Regions from separate parts of the Homo sapiens genome. Here region 1 is linked to region 2. The links are chromatin loops, found by intact Hi-C in ENCODE. Cell type or tissue: mammary epithelial cell. All regions are shown on one strand. Links, peaks and the distances in the headings refer to the core of each region. The heading gives the core; the rest is flanking DNA.

The links. Peaks named below come from ENCODE experiments on the same cell type or tissue, not always from the same donor. Only the 100,000 strongest peaks of a DNase experiment are listed, where the experiment ranks them.
Region 1: it touches region 2 in a loop (4-fold over the local background); 8 of 110 quality-filtered maps call a loop at or near these places.

The regions. Positions count from the first base shown.
Region 1 is chr3:29,451,769-29,457,160 of GRCh38, forward strand. The region is part of intron 2 of RBMS3 (RNA binding motif single stranded interacting protein 3); the gene reads left to right. Among named protein-coding and RNA genes, the nearest start is that of RBMS3, 170 kb to the left of the region's middle. In mammary epithelial cell, for the core only: no CTCF peak of the experiment used is centred there; a DNase peak (open chromatin) is centred at 2,783; H3K27ac peaks cover 2,941 bases.
Region 2 is chr3:29,285,125-29,290,516 of GRCh38, forward strand. The region is part of intron 1 of RBMS3 (RNA binding motif single stranded interacting protein 3); the gene reads left to right. Among named protein-coding and RNA genes, the nearest start is that of RBMS3, 6.8 kb to the left of the region's middle. In mammary epithelial cell, for the core only: a CTCF peak has its summit at 2,332; DNase peaks (open chromatin) are centred at 417 and 867; H3K4me3 peaks cover 1,792 bases; H3K27ac peaks cover 4,008 bases.

The DNA.
Region 1 (5,392 bases), core at 236-5,235, 170 kb after region 2:
TACCTGGATATTCTTTGCTAGCCAGCTTAGATAGTAAATATGCAACTGTTTTTCAAGAAAGTTTCCAAGCATACCACGTTCATGTTGTTGCAGCATATCCTGTGTGAATCGTGTGAACAAATCATGGTGTAACCCACCTTAAATTCAATAACACAATTTGCTAATCCCCTTTGTTTCCCCTGAAAAGAGGAGGAAAAATCAAAGTTGCATAGTGAGTGTTATGAGGGATATTTTGCATGAACAAACACAAATTAGGCCATGGACTTTCAGAGCAGTTGTTTTCTGGATCTAGATGTGTCCATTATGCTTGAAGGATGTCAAGTTATACATTTAGGCATGACGTCAGATAACAGGGATTTTCCTGTGTAAGAAGCTCGTAGTCTCTGGCTGTGATATGTACAATATATGGCTCCCTCTCAATAGGAAATGTCCCTCCCAGTTGATTCTCAGCTTATTTAACTCTCTGTTGTACCTCCTATTTTCAACAATCCTCAGGGTGTGTGGACGAGTTTTAAACAGAGCATAGATATACAGTCTTGCCATCTGGATCAATGGAAGCAAAAATGAGAAAACCCATGGCTTATTACCTGCCTCCTTTTTTTGGAGGCTTTGACCTGGTTCTATTTAAGAGCATTCTCATATATTTTACTCTGTGATCTAGAATCAACAAATTTCTGCAAAATCTATACCAAAAGCAAGGTTTCTTGAAATAATTGGGAAAAAAAGAGAGATTTAGGATTTCAAATGTCAATAATTACATTATTCTGACACCTAGAATGCCCGTAAGCCAACTTCAAGTGTTGTTTGGTATATTTTGCGAAAAGAATTGAAACCAGTCCAGGAAAGCTGGAGATAAGAAAGAGTTTCAGCTGTTGAGCCACAGGAATCAGTTATTATTAATGTCCCATCAAATTATTTGACATTTATTTGCTTGATTTTATGTAGGGGACCTAGGTTATAGTTTATGAAAACAGGTAAAAACTTGCAATAAAATGGAAAGAAACATACATTGTCACTATCCTTCCTGAGTAGCTCAAACCAGGAATTTTATAATAAACAGAATAAGTTAAGGTAAAGCTGGGTCCTCAACAAGGGTTCTAAGAGGTCACTAAAATTGCATGCAAAATTTTGAAAGTATGCTTGAATATACATTTTTCAGGGTCAAGTTTACATAGCCTGAAAATGTTTTAAAAATTGGTGTAAATTTTAATGCATTCTGGACGTATAGAACCTAATACTTGTAATCTTGCTATTAATATGTTGATACATTGGAGAAAATCTACATATTCACAGAGTTTACACTGAAAGCTCTTTGAATCCCCGCTGCTTCCCTTGCTTGCTAAGACAGAAGCCTCAGGGACAAGGGCAGCTGCTTCCAGGATGTGAAATTTAGCTAATCTCAAATGTTTGACTTTGAACTCATTTGGAAGATATGTTTTAGTATGTAGCATTTGCTTTTCAGCCATTTTCTCTGGAATGCTTTTACTCCACTTAGGTAAAGAAAACTGGGACTTAGGGCTTCCACAGGAAGTAGATACCACTGGATTGGATTTTAGACAAGGAAGTGTTCTGTGTCTCTGGTTTGGCACAGCCTGGTGAAAATTGTTGAACTGCAGCATTTCAGACCTGGTGCCAGCCTAATGGCTACATGCCAAGATTACTATTTGGCGACAAGCAGCCAGACAAGCAGCTGGTTATTGCAGCGAATCCGAGCAGTGTGCCTGAGGCCATGTCTCTGTTGCCAGATCCCCCAACCCAGTTAGTAACCAAACCCTTGAGGCTTTCTCTGGGTTTGTTCTCTTCCAGCCTCATGGTGGGCTTTGGCCTGGCAAGGGTCGTCTCCAGCAGGTTGTCCTGCATGCGTCCTGAGCTGTGGTGTCTGGCTGGAATTAGGATGCTTATAGACCACGTAAAGTTAAGAGATTTCTTGGCAGCTGTGGCTGACACTGTGGGGGCACTGGCCAGAGCATGCTTGCACTAGAGGCTGGCTGGAAGAGGGCAGAATCAATATGAGCTGCTGGCATTCCACGCTAGCCAGGGGTGATGAAGTGACAGCCTGCTGGCATCTCCCTTTGGCCCTGCTGGCATCTATTTTGCACTGTTCTTTGTGAAAAGTGCTAAGACTGAGGGACCTGGTGAGCAAACTTGTCAGAGGAAATGAACTGGAGGAGGTGAGGGAAGAGAAACTGGCCCACAAGATAGAGCCACAACCAGTGACTGTAATGATAGTAGCAATAGGTGATCACAGTCTTAAGTAAATTTTCTCTGTATTTCCAAAGTGGAAAAAAAATTTCTTCCCTAGGCATTTCAACTCCCTTTTTCTGCCAGAACTTCTGGACCTTGAGAATAGTTTGATGTTAAGCTTTTGGAAGGGAGAAAGTATAGCTTTCCAGGAGGCCCCAGCTCCCTGTAGGTATTCCCCTCCTGGGATCTGGCACCATCTGTAAGTTTGCTGCAGCTGCTGATGAATTTAAACTGAGTTAGCAGGAGTTGGGCACAGCATATTTAGAAAGCACTCATCCCTCTTCTTTTGTTGGGGTGGGAGTGAGGAGAAGGGACTCTGGCAAGATTAGTTTCCCTCTGTTCACTCACAGACACCGTAATACTGTTTGCAGCACTGTGTCCTCCATGTTGATTCCTGGGTAATTCTCAACATCTTTGAAAGGATCTGGTAATTTCTCCCAGGGAAAGTTGAAGTATACTACAATGGTGGATCTATTAAAAATATTGGCATGGAAGAACAAGAGCTCTATTGTCTCTAATCCGCGTCACCACCCAGGACAAGCACCAACAGGACGCTTTCTATGAATCGTGTCTTTTATTCCACATATGTAATCACTTTCTGGAACTAAGTTTATGACTAGAATATCCAGCACTTAACATAAATGAAGTAAGTAGAATGAGAGTATAGTTTCAATGGTATTCTGCCATGGTAAAAATTTTCTGTTGCCTTTTCTTTGATTCGATACAGTGATAACTCTTTTACTTATTTGAACATTTATCCAAGAAACCTTAATGTTGTAGCCCAACATATAAAACAACCCTCAGGGCTATCTAGGTCACAGACAAAGCAGAGTCACATACATAGTTTCAGGAAAAATTCTATTAGTAGTTTAATGAATACTTCATTTCCAAATAATTTTATAATATTAGATCTGAGTGTTTTTTAAAATGTAGCTATGCATTTCAACGTCAAAATAGCACATTGGTATTTGGCATTTTTGTTCATGAAGTCATAGTTGAATAATTTGTGTTTGAGCCTCTATTTACTCCATCTCCCTCCCTATCTATCTGTTGAACACTCACTCATACCTAAGAAACTCACATGCATTTCATAATGCACTCTACATTTTGTCTCCAATTTTTGCAGGATCGTTCGCCACAACATACATGTATGTTCCCGTTTCACTTTGCCTATATCTCGATCATCACAGTTTTCACCCTGTGTTCTAGTTCTTTAATACATTTTCATCTCTTCTGTTAGCCTGAGGATTCTGAAAGCAGGAATTGTCTTATCCTTTATTGTATACATTATGATTTTAGGGAAATTAAATTGTATAGTAAATAAAAATTAACACCATTTACAGCAAGTACATTTAAAGTTTGAAATACAGAGGTAGAGTCGATTCTTGTTATTCACAGAATGTTTTTCTATGAAGTCACCGCAAACACTGGATTATCAAATATTGAACCAGAGCTCCTGTGGAAAGTGTAGGGTAAGATTCCCACAAGCCTCTGATCACAACTTTCTCATCAACCAGTTAATGTGTAACTGTTTTGCATGTTTCTGTTTAAAGACACCTACTTAATAGATATTGTTAATTCATTGACATTTGTCAATCAAATCAAAATTAAGTTTATAATTTACAAACTCAAGGCCAAAGCACTGTAACTGATACCTGAACAAAGCTTATCTAATACACATACTTTCTCAGGAAGGTGCATCCTAGCTTCCTGGCACTTAGGAACACACTAGAGAGCACTTTACCACTACACGTGGGGACCATTTTAAACAGCAAAATCACACACACGCACAAAAAAAAAAAAATCACAAAAATGTGAAAAACATGGCAGTAAATAGATCCCAAAAAGGATACTTGTTTACGATAAGAGAGCTGAAACAAGAAGGCAGACCATCACCTTGTTCTATCTCAGATAAGAATGTGCATATCAGGCTGTCAAATTTTTCACCACACTGTACATGTCGTCAAGTGACCTCAAAACTGCTGTGAGTACTGATTTGGGGATTACAAATAAATGTTAGCAAGTAGGCAAATTTGCAAATACAGAATCAGTGAATAATGAGGATCAACTCTATTATGTATCGCTAATATTTAATATGATAGTCACCATTTTATTTAATCCAAATTAAGTGTGTCATGGAAATAGGCTTAGTTTCTGTGGAGTATTTTATAAATAGTAATTAAAAAATTTTATTTGAAGTAGAGTTTACTTTAAAATTATGTGATATCCAAAGTATCCTTTATTTATCTTGAGTGTTTAATTCAGAAGAGTGAGAAAATTTTAAAACATGTGTTTTCCACTCTCCCTGTAATTTGCTCTAATACAGAAGTTAATACCATATTATACTAAAAATAAAGTATAGAATGCATAAAGGCACATCACGAGCACAAATATCTGCACAATGGATTCACAGCAGCAGCGATGAGCTTGGCTCAGAATAGAATATGGATACGCATCTTAGTGATGATAATTCACTCCGGAGAACAATCCTCTGCAATTTATCCAATCCACTGTGTGCCACTGGATATATTATGTACAACTTTTTATTCATACTATGTGGGATTATGAACAATATCAGGATTCATTAAGATGCCTAGGAAAGTAAAGACCATTTTCACAGTAATAGTATTTTTTATAATAGGAAAAAATGGATATTGTATTTCTAAGATATTATTCAAAAATATTTGCCTACATGAGTACTTGTGGGAACTAAAAAAATTAAACTCTCATCTTTAAGTAAGTGTGTTCAATGTAAAAATCAAGTGTTTGCATGTGAGGGTGATATAAGAAATACATGGTAGGGCATAAGTCCTGACAATACACAGGTGAAGAAAGGCATAGCATAGGAATTTTAAAAGTATATAACTAACTTTTACACAAGGAGGCTGGACATAAAGTACTGTGATAAAGATTGAATCAGAATGAGAAGATATGGATAGGATCTTTTGAAATGGTTCTTGTAGGACAGGTTGTATTATGATGGTTATGGTGAGCCACAGGAAAAAAGCACACCCATGGGACAGCACAGCCATGCTCAGAGTCACACTTCATCCCAGGTAGAATAGTGTATGTGAGCCTGTGGCATGAGTTGACACAGTCAGGTTTGACTCACTCAAATCAGTAATCTGGCAGACATCTTCTACACCTC
Region 2 (5,392 bases), core at 255-5,254:
ATTTTTTAAGTATTTTATCACCCTTTCCAAAAAAAAAACAACCTGTTGCTGTTGACTTATGAGATCCCAGCTGAATTTCATTCTGAATTTTTGAGGTACTTGCCGGGGTGGGGTGGGGGTGGGGGTGGTGGTGGGGAGTAGGTGGGGGTGGATGGGGGGTTCTTGAAAAAAAATTAGTCAAGCTAGGTAAGCTAAAAAGAAGAAAACCTGGTTACAGCCCGGTGAATTGATTTTTTTCCAGCCGAGAAATAGATATTTCTCTCACATATATTTGGAAAACTTTAGTCATCTTCATAAAACTTAAAAAGTTACCTAAGCACACACAGCAAGTTTCTCCTTTCTTCCTTTTCCACACCCTTACCAGTTCACTATGTTTCTACCAATCCAGTGCCCAGTTGCCAATGATGTTGCTCTCACATGAATTTACTGCATTCCCTTCTGGTTCCCCAGAAGGTCTTGAAGAAAGAGGTTCAGACTAGTGGACCCAAACAGAATTTCTTGGCTGGTGATACTCAGATTGTGTTCAGAGCCTGGTATGAAGAAGGGGCCAGGTGTAAGAAGTAGTTAATCAACTGCACGTTGATTTCAGGCTGAATATTCAACCATCTGCAGCCACCCGTCTCTAAAAGTCTAGCTGAAGCACAATTGATTGTGCCATAGAATGAGCAAACGCTTGAAAACACAAGTAGGTGAAGGAAGAGAGGCTTCCACGGAGCAAAGGATATTCTTAAAGATGTGAATGTACAGATCCTTCAAAAGCAAAACAAAACAACCCTGTAACACCCTCCTTACACATGAAAATGTAGAAAATCTTGCAGAGGGAGGGAATGAGTTTAGAATTTCCTTAGTACTTCCTGCCTCAGATTTGCATTGATATCCAGTTGGTAACTTGCCAGTTGTTTTAAAACAGCCTTGAAAACTCCAAAGTTCTGTTTTCCTTTGAAAGCCTGAAACATACAAAACTAGTTTTCTAAAATCTTCCAGCGATAGAATTTTTAGGTACAACTCCAAATATTTTCTTTCGCTTCGGGGGGTAATATAATAGCATGAAACTATGATAGCATGAAACTATGATAAATCCTGTTTGTCTCACTTTAGACTGTATAGAATTTTTAATTGGTTTCAAATAAGAGGAAAATAGAAGGAAGGGGCCATCCTTGTTTCTTAGTTTTGTTTTTTTTTCTTAACTCCCCCAAGCCTTCATTATCAGTGGGATTGAACACAATCCCAGTGCATGTTTTGCTATTTTTTTTCCATGATATAGACATTGTTTTTGCAACACTGAGTTTGGTGCCTACTTAAAAGGAGTAGAAACGTAAAAAGTTCATGGTATTTTCTTTTCTCCAGAATGGATTCAAACTTAAGGAAAATATCATGTATATTTAACAGCATCTTTCTAAAGCATTTTCCTTTCACTTTCTTTCAATTTGGAAAAAAAATAGCACAAAATTATAGCACAAAATTATTTCCATGAAGTAATAAAATGTATCTGAGGGCTGGGGGTAGGGATAATTTGCAGGGAGGGACACAATATAGAAGGGAGGATGCAAGTTCATTCTAGGTCTTTCTGGCTTCAGGAATTCTGGAAAGCTTCATTTTTGCACTAGTATGATTTTACACAACCTTTTTGACATTATCAGTCTTTTGGCAGAGAGAGTTCAGTCACAATTATGCCCATGTCAAATTCTAAAATCAAACCAAAACAACAAAAAAAGTATTTTCTTTTAAAATAAAACTTTTTTAATGTCAAACATTTTATTCAGAGTAAATGGTTGATGTTTATTCAAAATTGGCTTCAAGTACTACATTGAAATTGTTTTGTAACAGTCTCATAAGCCACAGCTGTATGTGATTAAATAGTGTAATATCAAAAGCATGTGAGAATAGACGTTTTTATGCTATAGCTATTGCACAGCAAGAGTGCAGATGGAACTGAAGGGAGACCAAAAGCGAAAATGTATTCATGTGGTGTAATACGTGTGTTGAGGATATGTGTTGCTATTTTTTGCAGTAGTGGGAAAATGTTGAACTATTTTGGATGTGCTTAGAAAATATCCTCTCGGAAAACGGAAACAGACATATAATACCATTTTTAAAATGTGGAGTGGATCATGCCATTTAATTAGAAAACACATAGGTGCTGAATAGATCTGAAACCAATTCAAGTGGAAGAATGAAAATTATTCCCATTGAGTACACATTCAAAAAGCAAAAGTGACTTTCTCATTTCTGTTTTGAAATTATAAATTTTTTTTTACTACTTTAATTTATGGAACTATTGTAAGAAAACCTTCATCCCATTGATACCTAAAGAAAAGTATTAGGCAATAAGAATCAGCAACTTACAGATGGCAAAATAGGTGGCAGTATATTGCTTTTTAAAGATATTTGGAAATATGATGCTCTTCAGTGTTGTATAAATATTGCTCTTTTCTTACCAGTGTTAAAAATTACAAAGATACACAAGGACATACAACTTTTGCTTCCATTTCTGTAACAGAGATGTTATCGTAAAGAGGTGTCTAGTTTTAATGAGGTGATTTAATACAGTGTTTTTGAAATAATATTTGTTAATAAAAATTAATAACCTCTAGCTTCCTAGAGATAATAAATCTATAGGATTAATCATACTAATCATCACTACCATTCATATGTGATTGTTTTCAGGGCCTTGAGAAAGCTTATAGAATTGGCTATTTTTAGATTTCAGATTTTAGACAGAAGTAATTTTAAAAAGAAAAAGAGAGTGGCAGACTGAGATGAGTTAAATTTTGCTTGGTTTTGTTTTTATTTTTTTTTATTTTAAGTTGATATTGGCAGATAATCTGGTCTTATTAAAAATGTTTTGTTTTATCCATGTAGGTTTATTACTCAGGGAGTATGTATTATGTGGAATCACGAATAAAATTTTAATAATTCAAAACCAATTCCTAATAAATATCAAATTTCAAAAGTAAGGATAATAAAAGAAAGATAATAGATCCTATCATTTTGTGGGGGAATTCTCTGATTTGTATGTCAATGCATTGGTTTCTAGGTTGGGTTCCTTCACTAGGATCCCTTCCATTGTGAGATAGCTGAGCCTGCTTTAGTATCTTAGTGGTATCTTCAGGTGACCTCGGTTTTGTGTCATTCATGAGTTTTTCTTTTGTTCCCAGATGCTTTCCACAGGGCAGATCAAATGCTGCTTTACTGGCTCTCTGGTGATTTGAAAAATTTAACTGTCTTCATCCTTTCACACATCTAAATCCAGTGCACTGAGAGAAACACGTCCATCACTTGGGAGTGGGTGGATAGAAGTTCCCAGGAGTGGAACAAAATGACAGCCATTCTTTAATCATGACCTTTTCCAGCTTTATTGTGGTGGTTACAATTTTTCTTCTGAGTGGGTAAAATTAAGGTGTATCCAAAAACTTAATTGTGATAGTATGATGCTTTACTTTTCCTCATTTAACTTCCTCTCTACAGGTGGTGCAGAGCTAAATGGTTATGCATGTTTGGCTAAACCAGTTGAGTTAATGAAGGAGACTAGAATTGCCACATTAAAATACTGACAACTTTAGTTTCATGAATGATTATAAGGAGTCAGTGTAACTATAACAATTAATGAAATATTATTTCGACTGAATCCAAAACCTACAAATCCGCAAAACCTACAATCTCTGAATCTCAGAATAGTAGCCTAGAAAACGTGGGAACTGAATACTGTGGTTACCTCAGCTATACTGTAGTATTGTAGGAGGGAAATAACTCCCCAAGGGCATATAAACAAGAACATTATCTTTTCTACTTTTTCTTTTGAGATTCCCTTCTTGTTTTTCAAAAAGCCCCTGTTAGCTGAATTAATGAAAGCAAATGACATATGCTATTTTAAATTATTATTTAAGCTTTGAAAAATCATACATTATTTTCATATAACTTAGTCCATAAGTTCCTATTATGCTTGCTTCTCTGAGTATATTTGGAGTATAAAACAAGGAAGATAATCCTTTGGGAAAGTTGGTTTCTGTTCATATCAGTCTGTGTGTTCATTTATTCATTTGTGAAATGGGTGAAATAACCCTGACCTCAACAATATATTATAGTGGCCTCTGCTATGGAAGGTATGAAGTTACTGAACTGTTAAGAGAAGGGTGGTCCATACATAAGTAGCAATGTTATCATTTCTGAAGCCCAACTGCATATTTTTATTTACTTTATTACAGACTCAGCTCTGAGGTGGGTAGCCTGTCTTTAACACAGAAAAGAGTTTAGGAACTCCTCAAATGTGTAAAGGCCATTTCTATTTGCTGAAGCATAGCTCTTCACCACTTAATCATTGAAAATTATGTTGTAGAATATTTAGTGATGGGGGAATGTTTATAATACATCAAATGGTTAAAACAGTTAACTATGTTCCTAATATTATAAAAGCATAAAGAATCCAAATATAGACATATAAAAAGGCTTAAAGAAAATATATCAAATTCTCAAGGAAAATAAAAAGTAAATGGAACCCGGAATTTTGTTTCATGAATGATAAATACAAAAGTGAGACTCGACTACATGCCTTATTAGTCAAGGGAACCCTAATAGTGCCCTTTCCTGTTGTGTGGAAAGTAAGGTATAATAGGAGAAAAGTAAATCTAACAATATTTTAAGTTTTAGGAGCTGACATTTAAATTTGTTTTAGACTTAACTTTCCTATCATTATATTGTGAGGTTAAGAAATTGGCATATATTACATTCAATATGCTAGATGCAAATGATCTTCTGGTCATCCCACTCTTAGCTGATAATTTTCAAGCTGAATATAGATCATGCATAGAATTTAATATGGATTTTTTTAGAGACAGCTTATTGTTTTTTAATCCTGTGTACTACTACTTAGTCATTTTCCCTGACTGATGACAATTTAATGAAAAGTGAAATAAAAAACAATACTAACTATCTGGTTTTCTGGAACTGGTTAAAATATATTGAAAGTTTTTCTTATGTATGTGAGTCATATTTGAGGCTATTGTCGATGTCTGTAAATTCTCATGTTGCTTCTTTTAACACTTGTCAATCATATAAATGGTATTCTGACACCCAATATATAACTTAAAATTAAATAACTTAGAATTCAAGCAAATATATTTTTTAACTAGTTTTGAGTAGGTGAAGTATTTGAAGTATTTAAGAGACTTGGAATGATTTTGGTGACATTATTTGCTAATAATTAATCTCATCTCCATCTTTATGTAAAATTTCAGATTGTTTTCCGGGATACTCAACAGATAAATATGTGACAGACCTATGGCCTTTAATTTCTTCTTGAAAGATGAGAAAACAACATTTCATTTTCTTTGACTTGGTGGGAACTACCCTTGGAGGGTGGTGACAGTTCATGGATTAACCCTGGTATCCTGTC